Regions from separate parts of the Homo sapiens genome. Here region 2 is linked to region 1. The links are chromatin contacts, found by Hi-C in ENCODE. All regions are on one chromosome and are shown on one strand. Each heading gives the region's core, a stretch centred on a gene start or an enhancer-like site at or near the end of the contact. The rest is flanking DNA. Distances are from core to core; before and after follow the strand shown.

Region 1 (5,053 bases), core at 1,386-3,885:
AAACACCAAGATGTGTATAGGAAAAAATGATGAACACTGTAGCAGAGGGGAGTTTGCACTACTATGGGAACACAAAGCAGTGACAGGCTGGGTATCTGCCAGGCACATGTAAATGATATGTTTTAAGCTGAGTCTTTGAATGCAGACATGAAGCATCCAAGAAATTTGCCTTGTATTTACTCATTTCCTTATATATTTTTCCTGTGACTGGTTATTTCTGTATAGACACTGACCTCCCTTCTCTTTGTTCCAGCTGTTGGGCTTCACCCAAAATGTCCTTCCTACTGACCTTCCCAAAATAAACCCTCTCTTCAAGGTGCAGTTTAAATGCTTTTCCCTGATACTACCCACCTCTCAGGCCCCCCACTCCATCAGAGCCACCATCTGATGACCACCCTCTTACAAGCCAGCATTATACTAGCTTTTTTACATATCTCATTTGGTTTAATTCTTCCAGTAATCTTTCAAGGTCTAACTGACTAAACAATGACTAAACAACCTCCACTCCTCACCCAGAGCCCTGGCTTCATTCTACAGAAGAGTAAACAAGTGAAATAACTCGCCCAATGTGACAAGCAAATGGAGCAACTCAAATCTGAAGATGGGTTTAGAGAACTCCAAATCCTTTTTGCCATGCCAGGCTGCAACACACGATTGGCTGAAATAATGCCATCTTTCTGTGGGCCTTCCTTGTAGCATTTAACACTGTCTTCAAGCCTTTCCACTTACAGAGCTTAATTTCTCTGCTTTTCAATAAAGTAGCTCCAGCTGACTATTTCCCCAACCTCATTTGGCTACTAAAGGAAATCACTGCTGGTTCTACAAAGGAGGAGACATATGTTATTAGACTGAGCAGAAAGCCACAGGCAGGAAGCAAACCGCTCTCAGGGTGTGGCAGGGGCTGGAGTTTCCTATTAATTGGAAGCAGCTTCTTGACATTACGAGGCTGAGTTGTTCCTTAGGTTACCAAAGCTGCCAAATAAGATATTATGTTGTGACTTAATGTAATAATTTGCGAATCTCTTACATAAAAGGCATCCTAGTACTAAGCAAACAGTTTATTACACTGAAGAGTCATCATAAGGAATTCATGAAAAACAAAGAACCTGTGTTCATCTATGACCCAAAACACTGTACACATTAGATAGTAAAACAAACTCTCTAAAACGGTGGTACAATATTAGGCCTCTTTGGAGATGTCACTTACCCTAAATGTGCTCAGAAAGTCACCCCTAAATGTTTTCCTTACTTCAAAAGTGACTGCAGTTTTGTCGTCCCTTTATCTTAAAATGAGATAAATGACAGGACGAACGATCTAGTTTATTCAAGTAACACAAGGAATAAAAAGAGAAAGAGGTGAAAATTAGATTAAAAGAGACAAGAGGTAATCATTAAAATACAACATATGGATTGTAAGGGATTCTGATTTGATCAAATTGTTAAAAATTATGAGACTGAAGGAAAAAGGAATAGTCTGAATATTTGATTATATTAAGAAATTAATATCATTATTTTTGTACAATGATGGCATGGTTATAACTTAATTTTAAAAAGACCTTTTAGGAAAATATTTACTTCACAATGAGGGCAGGGGAGAAATAGGTAGGGACATACCTATCACACAAGATTGGCCATGGCTAATTGTGGAACCTAAGTGATGGGTACCTGGAATTCATTATATTCCACCCTGTACTTACACAGATGTTTAAAGTTTTGTTTTGTTTTGTTTTGGAAGCTGACCTCATTGTTCCAGTGTCCTCAAATTCCAGCTGGATCCTGCTGCCTTCCCTGCCTGAACCCCTCACTGTCCTTCCATCTGAAACCCTTACCATGGTCTGTATGGCCTGGCCCTACTGTATTGCATCCCTCCTCTCTCTCCCTTCTCCCCAGTCTCCCTCCTTTCCACTCTACTCAATCATGCCCTTCTTGCCCATCACACTTAAAACAGGAAGGCTTCTCATACTTCAAATATTTGGTCTGGTCAACTCTATTCAGTTGACCTAGTGTACCCTTGTACCTCACCATTCTATTTCTTTATAACCGTTAGCTTTCTTATATTGGTTTGCTTAACTTCTATCTCCATCCGACAGAATGTCGGCTCCTTAAGGACTTCTCTGTTTGTTGTCACATTTCTATGCTGAACAGAGTATCCAGCCACGGTACGTTAAATAGATGGATGTGAACATACAGCCCTCTCATGAGGAAAGGGTTAATAGATTTTTTTCCTTCTTGAAAACAAAAAACAGTAGCATAGCAGCAGAAATTGGCAATCAAAATACACCTTTATCCTGAAAATAAGGCCCAAGTCTTAGTATGATTCTCAACACATCTACCTGCCTACAATGTACTATTTTCACTACTGATCCTTGGGTAAAAGTGTCTCTTTCTTTCCTTTGATCTTTGTTCTTACCTTCCAATGGAACTACAGAAAATATTAACAACTTCAAAACCTTGTAGAAAGGCACTTTCTGAAACTAACGTAATAGAAACAAACAGTTAAGACACCCTATTGGCACCCAGAAACCCATGCTATATGTGCTTAGAAAAGAATTCCACCTACTGCTTCCTCGTGCTCCTTCCAGCAGTCATAATCTGTCGCCATGGCGATACTTGCGTAACAAATTCCAGCCTCCTTAGCAAGAACCACCTCTGGAACTGTGGTCATGTTGATAACATCCGCCCCCCAGGTGCGGAACATGAAGCTTTCTGCCCGGGAGCTAAAACGAGGTCCCTCGATTGTGACCATTGTCCCCTTTGAGTGGCACCGGAGTCCTAGCTTCTTAGCAGTCTCTATAAGAACCTAGAAAAGAAAAACCAGAAACTTCAAAACATACTAGCACATGCACAACTTAAGGCTGCACTTCCCCCCAATGTTTACCAAGTTGATTTCTTAAAGATGATTTGTCACTATAATAAATGCCTACTATCTGCCAGGCTCTCAGAAAAAACCTAGAGGACCACAGAAGGGTGTTTCCTGGACCCTTTCTCATTCACATAATCCTGTTTCCCCAGCCCTTTGCATGTAGAAACTAATAGCTACACAAGCAAGCACTGAGCTCTTTCTACTCGCCAGGCATTTGTTTATATGCTTTAATCTCATTTGCTTCTTAACAACTTTAAGAGACTAAGCTGGTTTGAGAATACAGACTGGAGTCTTAACTTTTAACCTCGCAGGCTAAGCTAAGGTGCCTCTCGTCGCTTATCTTCTCAAACAGGTGTGTTGAGTTCTATTTCCAGGCTTCTGAAAAGTTAATTCTCATTACTTTTAAAAATACAGAATCTGAAGACTTCTGTAAAAGCTTTTGCTGGTTAGAAAGTGATTTCTCTTTTGCCTATTGCCTTTCCACAGAGTTGTGCTGATTGTTTTTCTGTTCACAGGGATAAACATCTTGGAATTCCTTTAGTGGCAAGGCTAGGCATGGATTTTTAGAAACATCATTGAAAAGTTCGATCCTTTTCTCCAGTGTTTTATTTAATACTGCACATCTAATCTTCAAGTTATTAATTACCTTCATTTTTTCTTAGCTTATTCAATATTCCCTTTTAATTAAAAAAAAGTCTTTTCAACTTAACTGTTAACTTACTGAAGCACTGTTGAAAAATCATCTCTGTATGCCTTAGTTTTCTCAAGTGTAAATTGAGAATAATGATATCGCATAATTCAATTGTATGAGGAAGATTAAATGAACTAAGGTATATACAAGCATAGAAGCATGCCAGGTGCGCTGTAAACACTGTATGCACTAAGCTGGTCTTCTAACAATCATTAATACTGGCAGCTTCTACACATATTTGGCTAACCTTCCTGGGATACTATATAAATAAAGTGGAGTGACTCAAAGTCAAAGTCTCCAATCTGGGCAAAGTCTCACCTGCACATGTGTTCATCACATAAACAAATTAACCTATTTCCTTAAAAAATAACTTACACTATGCCACTGCAATGGGAAACAGAATTTTCACAAGAGTCTTGGCAACTCAAAATTTAGCAAGCTATGGACAATGAACAGTTGATGCTACATCATGTTTATCTTATAAATGCTGAAAATAAAATTATGCTTAATTAACACTTTTCCCTAAAAAGTATATGTTATAAATGCAAAAGCCTAAATCTCTACCCCACCCCCTTTTCCCCCCTAAAGTTAAGACATAACAAGCCCACTCCCGCTGGTTCAATAATGTCTTTAAAGATCCTGAATAACTGAACCATATGCTTGGCTAAAGTTCACAGTGCTTCTAGAGATGAATGGCTCTTGACAAGTCCTCACTGTCACTCTGGCACTTTGGGAGATAGGTACCATGCTTATGAGGAGGAGGAAGAAATGGAGGCTATGAATATATGTCAGCCACCTGAACCAGCATTTTGCATTCCTTCAAGAACAGCTAACACTATCTTAAGGCAGCAAAAAATATCAAATACAGGGTCAAGGTCCAGGTCTGAGTTTAAGATGATTTCATTTTCTTACCTCGTGTAATCACTGAACTACTAAACAGACGGATGTGGTAGTGAAAGTACCACAACCCTCACCAAGGAACTAGCAATATTAGATCACCAGCCTAAACAGATTTAATGTCAGGACTTTCATATTAACTCCTAAAATGAATAGAAGTAACACTGCTTTTGGAACACGTATTTGTACATGGTACAAAACTTAAATAGTACAAGGAAAACCACTGTCCCTTCCCAAGGGAAACCATTATTACCAGGCTTTTTTTTTTTTTTCATTTCAATAGTTTTTGGGGAGCAAGTGGTTTATTGTGATGTATATAAGTTCTTTAGTAGTGATTTCTGGGATTCTGATGCACCTGTCACCCAAGAAATGTACACTATACCCAATGTGTAGTCTTTTATCCCTGATTCTCCTCTCCCACTTCCCCCAGAGGCCCCAAAGTCCATTACATCATTTTTTTTTTTTTTTTTGAGATGGAGTCTCACTCTGTCGCCCACGCTGGAATGCATTAGTGCGATCTTGGCTCACTGCAACCTCTGCCTCACGGGTTCAAGCAGTTCTCTGGCTCAGCCTCCTGATTAGCTGGGATTACAGGCACCCGC
Region 2 (5,053 bases), core at 1,437-3,936, 260 kb before region 1:
GGATATAATGATGATGGAGATGATAATGATGACAACACAGGAAAATATACCAGAAAGACATATGCCAATATGTTATTACTGGATAATTTTTATTTTCTTCATTTTGTTTATCCACATGTTTACCTTTCTTGTGACTTTTTAATATTTTTGAAACAAGGTTATTTTTTTAAAAAAACCATTAGTAGAGAGATATAGGTTCCAGTCCTGGTTCTGCCACAGCTTTGATCTATATGCTTGGGCAAATCACTTTTCATCTTTCTGTATTTCAATTTCCTAACCTGTAAAAGGAGAAAAAAAAGGTAGAAGTGCTTACAATAGTGACAGTAATACCATATAATCCTGGAGCCCCTGACATTTTACAAAGCACTTACTTATGCAGTAGCTCACAAGGAAACACACATTAGTATCTCCCATGCTCTCAGCCTCATTTAAAAATCATTTAATCTGATTTGCAAAAACAGCTGACCAGTGTGCTGCAAAGCATAAATCTTGACTCTGGCCCTAGCCTCCATGTAGCAGAAAGCTGCAAAGGCCTCAATAGCTCATGCATCCCACAATGTTCAACTTGCTGTCTGTAAGATACTGGGAAGAACGAGACAAGGAAAGAATAAAATGAAGGCAATCATATTTATGAAACAACTGTAATATAGATCATTATAGTGTATACAATCGTTACAACTCATTGAATCTTCACAACAACCTAAGTGGAAGGTTTATTTCCCATATTTCAGACATAACTTTCTCATAAAGGTTTAATATCAGTGCCCAAGATCACACAGCTACTAACTTCAAACAAGGATTTATATGAAAGTCTAGCTGAACCCAAGCTCAAGTTCATGCTAAAGTTCTATGCCACCTCACTGAAATTTGACAGCCACTGGGTTTGGGATGTTGGTTATTGTTTTAACTTGACTGCTAAGCCTCAAGCCCACTGAAGAACTCTGCTAGATAAATGGTACCAAGAACCTAATGCAGTGAGGGAAAGTATTTTACTACAAACAACTAGCCTATAGATGGCGACAGCTTTCAACCCTTTTGGACCCAGACTGGCACTCATCATGAAAGCTTTAATCCAAAAATGTCACTGTATGTCAAATGCGCCCTGAAATAGCCAGACCTCCCAAGTCTATCAGGTAGTGACTGAGACAGCTATTGAGCAATGATAATTCTTCCACACCTACAGTATAATAGAGAACAAACACTTCTGAAGGATGGTCATTGTTCCATATAATAAATATTGGCAGTGAATAAGCTCATGACCCTTTTTTTCTTCCTTGTTCTTCCTCATTTCTCTTTCACCAACACACTTCTTTGCTCGCCTAACTTGATGAATTATAGCCCCAAGAGCGCATAAGAGTGAAGTCAGCATAATATACATTGCTAAAAAGTTCCGAATCAGTCAAATGGAACTTGACTGCCTCTTCAAAGGAAGTAGCATAAAAAGGAAAGAGCAATGAATTTACTGTGTTTGCCTAACTCCATTAAATTGGAATGCTTGGCCTTGAATAAGCAAAATCATAATTACATGTTAAGATATATCTGTGTTATCTTCATGTCATCTTAATGAATGCTTACTAGATGCCAGACACAGTGTACTATATATTATTGCACTTGGGCCTCACAATAATCCTACAAGACAGGCACAGTTATTACACCCATATTGAATGAGGAAACTGAGGCACAAAATTCTACATAACTTTCCTAATGTAACAGAGCAAAAACAAATGAAAAATGATAGCATAGTGATTCATACTCCAGCAGCCTGACTCCAATGCCTACCTTTTCTTAAAGCAAGATCCCGATTGCCTAAGTACAATGGTCAGATAGGCAGGTATGCACCCCTAAATAAGAACTTTCTTCTTTAATCATTTTCATGATATCTCCCCATCCATTTAACAATCCTATATTCAGCAGTTCGTGTGATGAAAATGGACAAAAGGATTACAGCATGCTACAAAGCAAAGGCCACTGTGAAATTCACATACATGTGAATTTCAGCAGCAGAGTCACTCACCTACTGGATCACAGACCATACTTGCACTGGAATTGCTCTGAGCTAACTTATGGTGAATCTACTTAAGGGATTAAGTTTTATTCTTCTTATTACTTGTACTCCAAGTCTGGACTGTGAGACATAGCTGTTAAAAAACGAAAGGTAAAGGGAAAACCATCAGCCTGTGGAACAGCTGTCACTGATTTGTTGCAGGGAAAAAAGTTCATAAACCTTTTAACTCCACAGAGGTTCTTCTCTCTCCATAAAGTTACCCTTCCCAAAGCCAAGGACTGAGAAGGAATGATGACAGGAAAACAGGTTCCTTGTTGTCTCGAGTGGCTTATTGACATCTTTGAGATTTTTCAGACTAAGTGACACCCATTTAGCTGGCTATGCCCTTCATAGCAATGATTTTCTTCAGGTACTTTCTCCCTGTTGAGAGGGAGTGGAGTGGGGTGGGGCAGGGAACATACCATAATATGAGTCTCTCTCTCTGTGTGTCTCTCTTTCTCTCTCTCTCTCTCTCTCCCCATTTTCACTTTTAGTACATGTTAGCATAAGAGTGAGCCTATTCGCACAGCTAATTGAAGGTGACTATGTGGTGCAACTAAAAGGCAATGTGGAGAGAATGGCTCATGACAAGGGAGCTAGCAGAGCCCCACCCTGGGCAACTCTCTCCTTTGTTAGAAACATCTGCCAAGAAGGCATGTGATCATCTGAAGACAGCACAGTCCTAGGAGTCAGAAAGTCAGGATCCAAGCGCTACCCATCCTGCAGTTTTAGGCAAGTTCCTTTCCCTGCTGAGACTCCAATTGCCTCACTGTTACAGGACGTAAAATCTCATTAGATTGGCAGGAGGAACTAATGAAATCACACACAGGCAGATACATTCTGTAAACTCCAGAGGCCTGTGCCAAATGCTGGTTGTGAGTTTATTTTTCAAAGGTTTGAACTTGCCTCTCACTCTAACCGGGAGCTTGTCCTTGATCCTTGAACCTCTTCCCAGGCCTGGGAGAGGTAAAAACCTGATATTGCCTTGGGTGTGACCCCAGTCAGTCTTGCTAATAAACATTCCTTCCTGTTTCTCCACAGTGACAAAGGAGGAGGGCAGCAAGGTCCGAGGAGAGCGGCAGGGGCCACAGCAAGTGCGGACCTCAGCAGGGGATAGCAAGAGTTTGCTCAAGCTGAGTCAGCCCCCTGTTTTTTCCTATTTAAATGATTCACTTGCTAAGGCAAACCAGTCCGAGATGTATGAATCCTCCTCTCCTCTCCCACGAGCTTCCAAATGAGTTGCTGCTTTTTGTTTTTGTTTTTCCTATTTTCCTTCTCCTTCCTTGGAAACATGATTTCAGGGTTTTCAATTTCAGGTTAAGATTCCCCCCCAACCCTTCATTTAAGTGCCCTGGGAGGAGGGGTTGTCATATCAAAGAAACACTATGCTGATATTCTTTACTTTGAATCTATTTAAATGGCCATGTTAAATAGTTGTTTATATTCCTTAAGCTTCCTTATTGATTTTGCACACAAGTAGGTTAAATTAAAAATAAACAAAATTTCATAGCATATAATAAACTGAGAAGTCTGAGCTCTTTAGAAATTAAGCTCTAAATATGTGAATTTTCTATATCTTAAAAGGTTTATTATAGTAAACACCCAAGACATTTTCCAAGTCTTTTGAATGGGAATTTCTTCTGCATGCATAAGATGCATAACATTTTTCTTCATAATAAAATAACAGCTTTTTGTTCATTATTAGAAGTCATTCCCCTTACATTCTTTCAACACTCCCAGCTTCCATTTGATCTTCCTCCCATATTTATGTGAGGTCAAGTTTACTTGAGGCCTTTCTTCCATGTTCTGCTTAATCTTCATGTACATCTGTAGTCATAATATTCCTTTTAGCCAAGTTATTCAGGAAGAATGGTTTTACTATTTGGTTACATCTGGACAGTTATGACATTCTCCAGTTTAAAACTCCCCAGTAACATCTCACTGTCATTAGAATGGTAACCAAATGTCTTTCCATGACCTATAGGACCTTTTATGGCCTCAGCACTGCCTATTTCTCCAATCAGCCTCCCTTTCATCCCCTGTGGTCCCACATTGGCTTTGTCTCTGTCCCTCCAATGGGCCAAGTTGTCTCAAGTTCTCTGTATTTGCCATTGCTGTTTCCCTCATTTTCATCTCACTGTCTCCTTCTCCTCATTTAGGTCTTGGGTCAAATGTCACCTCCTCAGAGAGGCTATCCCTGTCTTCCACATCAAGCAGGCTATATTTTCCTTCCTGCTCGATTTTCATCCCAGTAGTTATAGCACTATCTGAATACTTTTATTTGTTTTCTTATTTACTAGTTTGTATGTACATTCATACTCTGTTGGGTCTGTTATGCATTGTGAGGGAAAGGCTTTATCTGTTAATTAATGTATCACAGTTTCCAGAACAGTTGTGGCACATAAGACCATTCAGTAAATACTAGTTGAAGAAATAAACCCTGGCTCATCTCCATACCTACTCAAACTTATATCCGTTTGATATACACCGTTTGAGTATATCAAACAGATATACATATCATGGGGAGTACAGACTACCTTGTGTCTCATCACACATTGCATAATCTAGTCCAAATTATCAATTATAAAAGTATCCTCAGATGTTTGTCAAAACAGTAAGAAGTTGATCATGTCCAATGTCATTTGATCCAATTTTGGAAAGAGATAAAGAAGCTAAGAGAATGTTGAGCATACACTCTAATTTATTGGGCAGCTCTTTTCATACTTTTTCAACAAGACATAACTAATAGCTGAAAATAGTAAATAATCATGCTTAGCTGAAGGGATCCGAACAGGAGTAAAAAATGGTCCCAAGGGCTAAGTATCTTTGAGTTCTCATGATTCACTTATAAAATTCAGATGAATATGAATTTTTCATCCTAATTCATTACATATCTCAGTTTTATTTAATATAAAAGAAAATTTCCCCAAATTGTTACATATAAAATATGTCCTCCAGCACAATATGCCCTGTTTACCCTAGAAAACCACCAATAATCCCCAAGTCCAT

What was found. Hi-C counts contacts between places; a loop is a spot of excess contacts on that map. Pooled maps may share reads with other maps.
Region 2: a map of IMR-90 shows a loop between it and region 1 (4-fold over the local background). The contact joins two enhancer-like sites. A Hi-C loop is called at or near these places in 1 of 168 maps with a recorded cell type or tissue (IMR-90), 3 of 37 single-sample maps with no recorded cell type and 6 of 50 pooled maps.

What each region holds. Positions count from the first base shown.
Region 1 is chr9:21,852,378-21,857,430 of GRCh38, reverse strand. It overlaps MTAP (methylthioadenosine phosphorylase), which reads right to left. Exons shown (of 8, transcript NM_002451.4): 6 at 2,561-2,800. Among named protein-coding and RNA genes, the nearest start is that of MTAP, 52 kb to the right of the region's middle. Within about 2 kb of position 2,635, at least 4 of the 41 ENCODE cell types and tissues checked have a DNase peak (open chromatin) inside an H3K27ac peak, as active enhancers do.
Region 2 is chr9:22,115,729-22,120,781 of GRCh38, reverse strand. CDKN2B-AS1 (CDKN2B and CDKN2A antisense cis and trans regulatory RNA 1) reads right to left here. Exons shown (of 19, transcript NR_003529.4): 17 at 2,015-2,138; 18 at 372-582; 19 at 69-278. Among named protein-coding and RNA genes, the nearest start is that of CDKN2B, 110 kb to the right of the region's middle. RefSeq lists enhancers at 2,153-2,798, 2,271-3,470. Within about 2 kb of position 2,686, at least 8 of the 41 ENCODE cell types and tissues checked have a DNase peak (open chromatin) inside an H3K27ac peak, as active enhancers do.